Regions from separate parts of the Mus musculus genome. Here region 1 is linked to region 2. The links are chromatin contacts, found by Hi-C or POLR2A ChIA-PET in ENCODE. All regions are on one chromosome and are shown on one strand. The core of a region is the stretch at or near the end of the contact, and the rest is flanking DNA. Distances in the headings are between cores, read along the strand shown.

What was found. A loop is a pair of places that touch in the nucleus more often than their neighbours do. ChIA-PET counts read pairs that join two places held with the same protein, here RNA polymerase II (POLR2A).
Region 1: a loop to region 2 is called in a map of T-helper 2 cell, with 3 times the contacts of the local background. The contact joins the promoter of Cfap99 here to the promoter of 4930557J02Rik in region 2. A Hi-C loop is called at or near these places in 1 of 37 maps with a recorded cell type or tissue (T-helper 2 cell). POLR2A ChIA-PET finds 5 or more read pairs at or near these places in 1 of 5 experiments (embryonic stem cell).

Annotation. Positions count from the first base shown.
Region 1 is chr5:34,284,720-34,290,433 of GRCm38, reverse strand. It overlaps Cfap99 (cilia and flagella associated protein 99), which reads right to left and starts at 1,769. Exons shown (of 16, transcript NM_001370805.1): 1 at 1,674-1,769. It overlaps Zfyve28 (zinc finger, FYVE domain containing 28), which reads left to right and starts at 2,110. Exons shown (of 13, transcript NM_001015039.1): 1 at 2,110-2,335. The coding sequence starts at 2,297.
Region 2 is chr5:34,116,786-34,122,559 of GRCm38, reverse strand. 4930557J02Rik (RIKEN cDNA 4930557J02 gene) reads right to left here and starts at 3,820. Exons shown (of 4, transcript NR_040703.1): 1 at 3,439-3,820; 2 at 2,925-3,353. Poln (DNA polymerase N) reads left to right here. Exons shown (of 25, transcript NM_181857.4): 6 at 3,562-3,674; 7 at 5,594-5,751.

The DNA.
Region 1 (5,714 bases), core at 520-3,019, 170 kb before region 2:
TCATTACGGGTGGTTGTGAGCCACCATGTGGTTGTTGGGTTTTGAACTCAGAACCTTCAAAAGAGTAGTCAGTGCTCTTACCCGCTGAGCCATCTCACCAGCCCTGCACACATCTCTTGAATGTGAACAAATCTGTCATGCTGGGATCTTTCTGCCTATAGTTAAGCCTGATCCTGATATACCTACCTCCTTGGGCTCAGCCTTTATCTTGGGCACAACTTCCAATATGAAGCATAGAAACAGCTTCTGCACAGTAATAGCCCCAGGCTTTGGAGTTGGCCAAGGGTGAACAGACACCAGATAATTTATTAATCTACTTACTACTGGACATGAATTCATGTGTCTGCTCAACGTCTTCACTTGGAGAAGATGATGGCTTTGGGAAGAGCTGCTTTTAGTTTTCTTTTAAAATTTTTTTACTTATTTTTATGTGCGTGTATATATGGGTGCATATGTAAGTGTGTGCACTTCCATGGGGCGGCCAGAAAATGACCGTAGTGTAGCCCTGGCTGTCCTGGAACTCACTTTGTAGACCAGGATGGCCTCAAACTCAGAAATCTGCCTGCCTCTGCCTCCCAAGTGCTGGGATTAAAGGCGTGCGCCGCCACGCCCAGCTCCACCTTGTGTTTTGGGCAGAGTTTCCCATTATTGTGGTGCTCACCAACTAGGCAATAGGCTACATTGACTAGTGAACCCCGTGGGTCCATCTTCTTAGCCTCTGAAGTGCAGCGATTGTAAATGTCATAATGCCTGGCCTTTTTTACAAAAATATATTTATTTCTTATGTTTATGTGTATTTGCCTGCATGTATGTATGTGCATCACATGCATGCAGGGCCCATGAAGTCCAGAAGAGGGGTTTGATTATTTGGAGGTGGAGTTACAGAAAGTTGTGAGCAGCCATGGAGGTGCTGGTGACTGAATCTGGGGCCTTGCCAAGAGCACCCACTGCTCTTAATCACCGTGCTATCTCTCCAGTCCATGCCTAGGGTTTTTGTTTTTGTTTTTGTTTTTCCAGTGAGTTCTGGCATGCTGAACCTTCTTCCACTAATTAGGCAAACACGTCACTGATTGAGCTATCTTCCCAGCCCCACAAGCAGTTTTTATGACTGAGAGAGTATACAGTTGTGGACATGTTGACTCTAAGGTGATCTGTTAGTTGTACAAATAGTGAAGAACAGGCAAACATCTGAATTCAAGCATTTAGGCTGGAGGGAAAAAATGTTTTTAAAACCACGTAGCTGCCTGGAACTACATAGAAATGGGTGGAGAGCAGCTTCCAAGGAGTAAGAAGGGAGCTACAAAGCAGGTCCAGGGCTGAGGGGCTAAGGGAAGATGCAGGAACTGCTAGGGTACACACACTGTATTAAGAGGTAGTCATCTGGGTCACCTGTTAACAGAGAGAGAGAGAGAGGGAGAGAGGGAGAGAGGGAGAGAGGGAGGGAGGGAGGGAGGGAGGGAGGGAGGGAGAGGGAGGGAGAGAGAGAGATTGATTGGAGGTGGTGGAAAACACCCTACTTTTATTTTTGGAGGTGGGAAGAAAAGCGCAAAGGTAGCTCGCTAAGGCCAGAAAATAGGCAAAGATTGGAGAACTGGAGAAAACGAGTTAGGGAGAAGAGGATGGGCTGTGCCTGGCTCCCTGTGGCGGCCCCTCACCTTAACCTGCCTGCCTACCTGCGGGCCTCTTGGCCTTCCTTGGCTTTAACCTCGTAGTCTGTCCAGGCGCCGCGGGCGGGAGCGTTCACTGGCCAGCTCCGGTACCCGCAGATCGCCTAGGCATCGTTTGGGCGCCGTCACCTAGCAACGCCGCGCAGGCCCTGCCCGCGGTGGGCGCCGGGACCTGTAGTCCTGAGCCTCCCTCCCTTGGTGCGCGTCCCGGGTGGGGTACGGCGTGGCGTTGGGCGGGGATTGGCGGCCTCGCCGGGCTCGCCCCATCCACCACTTGCAGCGGGCCGGGGGCGTGCGGCGCCTCCGGCGCATGTGCGGTCGTGACCGGCGGAGGCGCTGGGTGCTCTTAAGCCGTGAAGCACCGCGCGCCCTGTGCCCGCGCCTTTCCGCGCGCCCGCCCGCTCGCGGGTTTGGGTCGGCCGCGCGCCGCTTGCTGAGCATCCTTCCGGCCGCGCACCTGCCCCGCGCACCTGCAGCCAGCTGCTCGGCGCTAGGCGCCGCGCACACGATCTGCTTGCTCAAGCAGGTCCCGGCCCTGCCTGCGTGTCCACCCCGCGCCGCAGCCGGACCCGGGCGCAGCGCTGCAGAGGGCGAGGGCCGCCCGGAGCGTGGCTCGGGCCGGCGCGGCGATGATGAACAGATTCCGAAAGTGGCTGTACAAACCCAAGGTGAGCGGCTCCAGCTGCGGACCATGTCCCGGCGTCGCGCTTTCCCCCCTCCAGATCCCTTATCCTGCAGGTCCCTCCTTGATAGATAGACCTCGTTTCCTTGGCCCTGTATGAATTTCTTTCTCCAGTTCATGGGATGCCCTTTCCCTGCATTCCGCGACTTGGACAGACCATGTACCTGGCGCGCATTGACTGCTCTTTTCCAGTACCAGACGGGGCTCTTTCTTTCGGGCCTGGGTGTACTGTCATGTTTCTCCTCGTCTGGATACTAGATGGGCTGGCTCCAGCTCGCACCCAGCGGTCCCAGCCTGCGTGCTCAGAGCCCCTACTTCTCTTGGTTCCCTCTAGCCTCACCGCTGATGCTCCTTCATCTTTTCGCAACACAATTATTCTGTCCTAGGATAGTGGGTCTCCCACCCTCCCTTCGCACTTGGGAACCGACCGTTTCATTCCCCTTTCTCCAACCTTAGGCTTTGGTCAGACTCTTTCTTCCCGTATCTTAGAGGTCCCTCACGCCGCGGTCTGGTCCTCTATCCCAAAACGGAGTAATTGGATCTTGGTCCAGTTCTCATCTCTATCCTGTTCCGGTAGCCGCCTGCACCCTTTTGGATCTCCGACCAGTCCTCTGCCCAGTCGCGGGGTGAGGCTCGTGGAGCTTGAAGCTTCAGTGGGCCGGAGGTGCGATTCACCAGCCAGTTCGGGTCCAGGCGGCGCGCCCCGGCAGCCGTGCCAGTCGCACTGCGGGCGCTGCGTCCCGCTGCCTGCCTGGGGCTGGCAGCCCGGAGCCGGACCCGGTGCGCTCTGTTCGCAGCTGGGCGATGCAAAGCTAGGATCCAGCGAAGATCCAGGACGCAGCTGCGGCGTCCAAAGCTGCGTGTTGGGGGTTGGCGGAGTCTGGGGACGCCAACGCTGGAGGTCTTCAGAGGGTCACGACCTGGGTGGGGTCACTGCAAAGACTAAGGGCGGGAGCAGTGCAGCGGCTGCGTGCTGGTATCTCCGAAGTCAGAGGCCTCCTTCTCTTTGGCCCACCCAAGGAACTGACCGCTCTCCCGCCGTGACTAGCCACATTTCTTGATTTAGGGTTTCTGTCCCAGACTCTGTGAATGGTCTCTCGGAGTGGGGCGAGTATTCTGGAGAGACAGCTGGTCTGTTTGGAAGACTGGCATTTGAGGTTTAGGGGACTTTCAGGGATCTGAATCTGTTACAGTTTTTGTCTGCCGAGGTCGGGAAGTTTTTCCTTAGGTTAGAGAATGTTGGGGTGAAGGCTTACAAAGCATGGGGCTGCCTTTGATCAGCCTCGGACTGGACAGAAGGTATTCTGGAGTCTTGTGCGCTGGTGCAGCAGCGGCTCGTGCTCCTGTCTTCCTGGTTGTGGGCAAATATACTGGGGGGTGGGGTTGTGTGTGGGGAACCCTTGCGACCCTTGCGATGGGTGTGGTTTGAGTCTTGCTTGCCCTTAGCCACGCCCTAGGCGTCTGGCACTCTCTTTGCTGCAATCCCTTCAATGTGCACAGTCCTGCCTGCTGATGGTTAGTGGGTCTGCTAGCGGCTGCAGCAGCTCCTGCTCTGCTTATCTGCACAAGGAGTGCCCCCCGCCCCAATTGAGTGAATTTTTAGCACAAGAAAAACAAAACCAAACGACAACAACAACAACAACAACAACAACACAAGTTCAGTACTGAAAAAGTCATTGCAGAGGTGGGATTTACTTTTTCAATAACAAATGTCAGGGGAGCAGGTGGGAGTGTTTGCATGCCCGAGCTACGTCCCTGTCTCTCAGAATGCTTCTCAGAATGTGTACCGGCTAGTTTTGTGTCAACTTGACATAGCTGGAATTATCACAGAGAAAGGACTTCAGTTGAGGAAATGCCTCCATGAGATCCAACTGTAAGGCTGTAAGGCATTTTCTCAATTAGTGATCAAGGGGAAAAGGCCCCTTGTGCGCCCCCCCCCCCCCAATCTCTAGGCAGGTAGTCTTGGGCTCTACTAGAGAGCAGGCTGAGCAAGCCAGAGGAAGCAAGCCAGTAAAGAACATCCCTCCATGGCCTCTGCATCAGCTCCTGCTTCCTGACCTGCTTGAGTTCCAGTCCTGACTTCCTTGGTGATGAACAGCAGTATGGAAGTGTAAGCTGAATAAACCCTTTCCTCCCCAACTGCTTCTTTGTCATGATGTTTGTGCAGGAATAGAAACCCTGACTAAGACAGAATGCTTGTGGGGCGCTGGGGCGTCCAGGTGCCATTCCAGCAGTGCTACAGTAGGAAAGGTGTGTTCTGTGACCCTCCTTAACTGTTTGAAAGGAAGGAGCAGTGCCTACTTAACCATTGGTTATCACTCACAGTTAATTCACAGTGGTCTTCCTTTGTTGTGCCCCAAAGTTAAGTATCATGTCCATAACGTTCCCTGTTGAGCAGTAGATTGCTTTCTAGGTACAGACCATGGCAAGTGGAGAGCTGAGTTGGTAACTTTGGGTGATTCAGCCCAAAGCCATGTACTTTTTAGAAGGGAAGAGATAGGTTAGACCCCCCCCCCCTGCAGCTGTCCTCTTCCTCATTGTCATTTCTCAATAAGCTGTCTGTTACTGTCCTTGACCTCTGGACTTGAGCCATATCTCTGTCTGAGATCTTGCTCTGGCCATGACTGTCTCCAGAGCTGATGCCCTGTGGCCAGTCTAATGGTGAGGCATCTCTGGTTTGAGATTCATTGTTGAATGTCGGTGTCTTGATTGTTTGAAGCATTTGGGTTGCGGTAGGTCATCCTAGTAGTTTTTAATTTTTCAAACCAAAGCTTAGATTTTTTTCCCTTCAGTTATGAAGCGATTATGTTTCTCCTTCCTATATTTGAACATATTTTGGCACAAGTGAATTGAGAGTTGGTCCTGAAATGATTCTGGGCCTGGAAGAGTTAAATGGTGGCAGGAGTGGAGGTGGGGTGTGGGGGAGGAGGGGGGCTGTCTGGGGAGATTGCTTCAGACTTGATCCCCTTTCACTTCCTATTTAGATACACTATTTAAACAACATTTAAATGTAACTGCTGCTATGGTTTAAAACCGAACACATACAGACCATGTTCATAACTTGTGGTGGAAATATTTTGAAAAATGTTGTTATTCCTACAGTTCAGAGAAGCAATGGGAAATGCTTAGATTATTTTCTAAATGACAAAAATTTTGGTTTCCAAAGCACTAAAAACTGAGTTGGAGGAAAAATATACCCGGTGAATAATAGTTTATGTTAAAATGACATGTCAAAGCATTATATTTTCATTGATTTTCTTAAACTCAGCCTTTGAACAGCTCCCCCCCCTCCTTGATGAAGTACTATTAGACTCCTGCTATTCTGGGTTTGGCGTCTGTGAGAGAAAGGTGTGTGGTGAAGGCTC
Region 2 (5,774 bases), core at 2,571-5,070:
CCAGTTTTAACTATTTAAACTTTTGGTTTTTTATGAACACGTGAAATTATTTTAAAAGGAAAAAAACCCAAGAAAGCAGTGGTGTCCTCCCTCAGAGTTTGTGGAATGGAGGATCCATCCAGATGCCACGGGAGCCTGTTCCAGTATTGTGACAGCTTTGCAATGAGGTGTTAGGGGGAAGCTTTGTCATCTAGCCTGAAAACTCACTGCCACTACCAGGGTTCCAGGTGATTTTCACTAGCATTCTAGTTTCTTCCCTTACAGCAAAGGATAAGTCATCATTGCCTGGAAACACGAAGTTGTCTTTAGTATTACTAAGGATAGTGCCTGTCTGAAAATGTGGCTTGGGTGATTTGTGCAACAAAAAGTTTTGCTTATATATGGACTTTTGGGCCTGCCAGCAGTATAAATAATGACACAGAAGCCTTTTAATATTTTAAAGCTTAGGCGTTTTAGCTAGGGCAGTCTCTCAGCCCTAGCTGTCAAGCTTAACCCTGGCACTACATTCTGCCACACGCGCTACCTCTCTACTCTGCTCTGGTCCATCTGCTGGTGAATCCCCACATCTTTATTCTCCTAGTCAGTCTAGGTCTCTCCCTGTCTCTCTGTCTTTCTGTCTTTCTGTCCCTCTGTCCCTCCTCCCTCCCCCTCTCCCTCTTCCCCTCCCCTCCCCTCCACTTCTTGGCCAGTTTTTGGTCATCAGCTCTTTATTACAGCCAATCATATACAATTCTAGATTGCCTCTAGGCTAGTGAGAAAGGACAAATATTTACAAAATATGAGAGCAGTGATGGGCCATAGAAATAACCATACCAAGATCCTGCCAACATTTAGCACTCTGCCAGTACAGAATTAACAATTGAAAACACAGAGATGTCTTAACACAGTGTAAAAAAAGGTTACCCAAACAGATATAGGCTCAGTCCCCAGGTTTTCTGTTTTGAGGTAATAGACCTATAAGAGAAGAGACTCAGCAGATAGTGTGTAGGTCATAGAGGCTCCTCCTTCCTGAATGAATTAGTGTGGTCTGCAAGAGTTACCTCTGGTGGGCTGTTATGAGATGAGGCCATGTGCTTGGCCTCTTCTATCCTTAACTGGCTCCCTTTCTGTCTCTTCATCTGCTGTGATGCTGGCAGGGGCCCCTGACCGAGTCAGTGCCATGCTCTGTGGACTTTGCTGCTGCAATTGTGAATCAAATGAACTTTATTTAATTGTGCCTAAATATGGTAGAGGCTTTCTAACTCTTTAGGTTTTTTTTTTTTTTACATTTATTAAAGCTTTCTGTGAAAAGCTTTTCTTTATCATCTACACTTTATTCACCTTATCACATCTTCATTCATGTGTTATTTTTATCATTTAGGTCTTTTCTAAACATCTGGATAAAACAATTCCCTAGCCCAGCACCATATATAATCACTATCTTCACATTTATCTTGTATTCTTTGTTTGAGAGCCTCACCTTTAACAGCCAGGCTACCTCTCTAGCCCACATTTCTCTATAATGTCTATCACCCCACCATTCATACATCTTATTTTATTTATTGTATGTCCACTACTAAGCTCTATGAGGGTTAGGGCAGGATTTTGTTTTTTCAATTTCATGACCCCCACACCCACAATTGATACTGCCACAATATCATTTTGAAGCTTATTAAGTTCTAGGAAAGATAGTCCCTCATATACTATAAAACATGGAAAATAGTCCCAATTCTACAGTAGTGTATTTAGGATTCAAATCGATTTAAATCATACCTTATAAATATATGCTAAATATATACTAGGAAATTTTGCATGTGTATGAGTTGTGTGTGTTTGCACGTGTGTGTATATACATGCACATTTATGTATGCATTTTATTTTATTGAGGCAGAGTCTCTTGTTAAATGTAGAGCTCATCTATTTAACTAGTCTAGCTAGCCAGCTTGCTGTAGGGATCCCTGTCTCCCCAGTGATGGGATTTCAGGCAGGACACAACGAATTTACATAGGTTCTGGGAATCTGTCATAGGTGGCTTCAGCTGTCAACTTGACACAAACCTAGAGTTATCTGGGAAGAGGGAACCTTAACTATAGATTTGCCTTGATCAGACTTTGCTAATTGATATAGGAGAGGCCAGCCCACTATCTCTGGCACACAGGTGGGTCTGGGCTGTATAGCAAAGGTATCTGAACTTGAATCTTGGTGCACGTGAACCAGCAGTCATTCTTTTATGGTCTCTGCTTCAGTTTCTCCCTCCAGGTTCCTGCCCTGACTTTCCTTGATGATGGAATATAACCTATAAGAGTAAATAAACCCTATTCTTCCAAAGTTGCTTCTGGTGTTTTATCTCAGCAACAGGAAGCAAACTAGAACAGAACCTGAATTCCAGTCTTGGTGTTGGTGTGGGAAGTGCTTTTTTCCACTGAGCCACCTTCCATAAGAAACTCTTCTGATGTTTGTCTTACCAAGATAGACTTTAGCCAGCCTGTATTTCTCCCCATGAGAAGGCAGGGTAGCCATTAGATCACTTCATCCTAGATGTATCCTTCAGCATGTGCCAGGGAGGTCCCCATATTCCATTTTCTACCATTCTTAACTTCTTCATTCTCATTCTTGTGTCCCTTATCAGTTTTACCTAAGCCAAGACCCAGTGCTGTTGGCACTTTGACCTCCCTACCATTTTGGTCTCCTGTTCTAACAAATCAAGGCCAAGCCACATAACTTTCAAAGCACTATACAGTGTCTATCAATGGAGCCAGGCAAGCAAAATCCACCTATACACCATCACTCAGTGTGCATGTCTACTGGACTCCTGGTTTCTTCCTTTCTTACCCCATCAAAGAGCTCTTTTTAATGTATTGTACTTTTTCCATAAAGAGGAACTTGGGCTTAGTGGTTTAGGGCTTCTGGCAGTAGCAAGATACAGTATCAGAACCCAACCTTACCATCTATTTGGTGTGACATATCTGAATCCAAGTCTCTTCATCTTCATACTGGATGGAGTGCCTGCCTTGTAGTAGTGTGACTAAGTTTCAGTGTGGCAACCTTGTGAAATGGTAGCCTGGTATCTGCTATGATAAATGTTAACTGTTATCCCAGATTCAGAAGTTCATAAGGTGATGGAAGAAGCTGCAGTTTAGCACGTGTGGGTCCTTCTGTGAAAGGTGTGTGGGTAGGCTGCTTGCCCAGAACATCTCTTGAGCAGGTTGCACAAGTTGTGGGTGGAGAAGAGTAGACATGCAAGAGCATATGCCATCCTCAGCAGTGTGGGTAGGAGTGGCACCGTGCAATGGCAGAAGGAAAGACCTGGCATGCCGAGAGGTGGAACACTTGGAGGCTTGGACCAGGTCCAGTGTGTGTATTCTGCACAGGAGCTTCAGGAGTAGAAGCTTTTCTCAGAGATGAGCCCTGAGTCAAAGCTTCACAGTGTATGAAATACACATAAGAAGTAATGCCCACCTCATAGGATTCACTAGTTAATCGAGGTGTGTATATACTACATAAGGATAGATAGAATTTGATATTACAATATTTTTCCAAGACCCAAATTACTATCTAAATGGTGAATTTTCTTTTGTTTAGGAACATACTGTTTTGGACACTGAGGTGTAAATGTCCCGTTGTTTGTTTTAATGCCAAGGACTTTGTGAGAACAGTGCTGCAGCTCTATGGTGAAGATGGCAGTTGGAAGCATGGTAAGTCACCATTCTCATTGTCTCTAAGACTTAGAAAAGTGGTCAGGCCACCATGTCACCTGCTCCAAGGGCTCTTGGCCACACAGACACTGCTTCTTCACCTGCCATGGACACTTCCCCTCCTATGTCTGGACTCTTCTTATATTTGTACCAGTTTATACTCCTTTAGTGTAAAGAATGACCGCTGAAACACAGTCACAATGGGCTTTGTTGTTATCATCAATGGATACAGATACTAAGATCTACAACCCAGAGAGTACCAAACAAGACAGTATAAAGGGTAGGGAATAGCTGCTATATGCCTTTAATCTCAGTACTCAGAAAGCAGAGGCTAGAGGGTCTCTAAGTTTGAGGCCAGCTTGGTCTACAGAGAGAGTTCTAAAATAGCCAGGACTTCACCAAGAAACCCCATCTTGAAAAATGAGAGAGAGAGAGAGGTAGAGAGAGAGAGAGAGATAGAGAGAGAGAGAAAGACAGAGAGACAGAGACAGAGAGAGACAGAGAGACAGAGACAGAGAGACAAAGACAGAGCGACAGAGAGAGCGAGCGAGCATTGTCAGGTATGGGTTCCATTTCATGGAATGGGACTTAAATCCAATATAAAAGTACTTTCAGAACCTTTTTGCCACTATTGTATCAGAATATCTTGTAGTCATGCCGCTATTGTAGGTAACAGGGTTTATAGCTGGGTGATATTAGCAATTGTCTTTAACCCTTGTCAGGGGGCAGAGTAATTATGAACACGTAGGGGTTAAGCTTCTGGTTTGGCACCAGCTGGACTTCTTCACATTCAGTAACATAAATATATGTTGTTTGCAACAGTAGGGCTTTACCACCTTACGGTGGAAAACAGTCATGGCCTTGGTAATAGTCTCTGATGTTTGGAGGGATTCCATGGGACCCCTTTGGCCAACAACTCAAAAATATATAGCTTTTTCCTGGCACTGGAAATTTTACTTGGTGGCATTATATGGTGATTCCATTTAGATTCATTCCATATATGCCTATATTAGGAAGCTTCTACAATAGTGGGTTTCCATATGACTTTTCAAATGCCTTTAGTGTTAGGTGTACCTCTCATAGTCCCTACTTAACTTGGATCTTCCATCCTCTGTCCCATCGAATCCTTCTGGTTTAGTTCCCCTTCTCCCCACAGCACTATATTGTATTTCCCCTTTCTTGGAAGATCCTCTCTATCCCACTGACCTTACCTAATGTCTGTAGTTATTTGAATTTTAGTACACATATCAAAAGCTTAAAAACTTAACATCCACATATAAGAGGAAACATGTAGTATTTGTCTATTTTGGGTCTGGCTTATTCACTTGGGAATTTTTTTCTCTATCTCTATCCTTTTAACCTTCAGATTTCAAATTTTCACTGGTTTTTAAACAACTGAATGATATTCCATTGTGTAAATGTGCCATAGTTTCATTTTCCATTTATCAGTAGATGGACATCTTGGCTGTTTCCAATTTCTGGCAATTATGAATAGTACAGCAGTGAACGTAATTAAGCTAGTGTCTCTATAGTAAGATGTAGAGTCCTTTGGATATATGCCCAAGAGTGGCATAGCTGGATCTTGAGGTAGATCTATTCCCAGCTTCCGGAGGAACCTCCACACTTATTTCCACACTGGCTGAATTTACTCCCACAGCAATGAATAAATGTTCTCATTTGCCAGAATTCTTGTCAGCATTGTCAATTGTTTTATTGATGTTGGACATGCTGACTGGGGTAAGATGGAATCTCAGAGTAGTTTTAATTTACATTTCCCTAATGGCTAAGGATGTTGCACATTTCTTTAAATGTTTCTCAGTCATTTGTGTTTCATATTTGGAAAACTCTCTGCTTAGTGTAAAGATGGGAAACAATTGCCTGTAACTTGAATGAATGCTAAGTGACCTTTTCCTTTGCAGTTGCTGATTTTGTAGGACTAGATCCCAGAGTTGCTGCATGGCTCATAGACCCCAGTGACACTGCACCTTCATTTGAAGATTTAGTAGCAAAACACCTAGAAAAGTCCATCACAGTCAAACCAAGCAGCACATTCAGAGAAGCCTCAAGAAATACTTTGGTAAGATGTTTAAGATAAGGTTC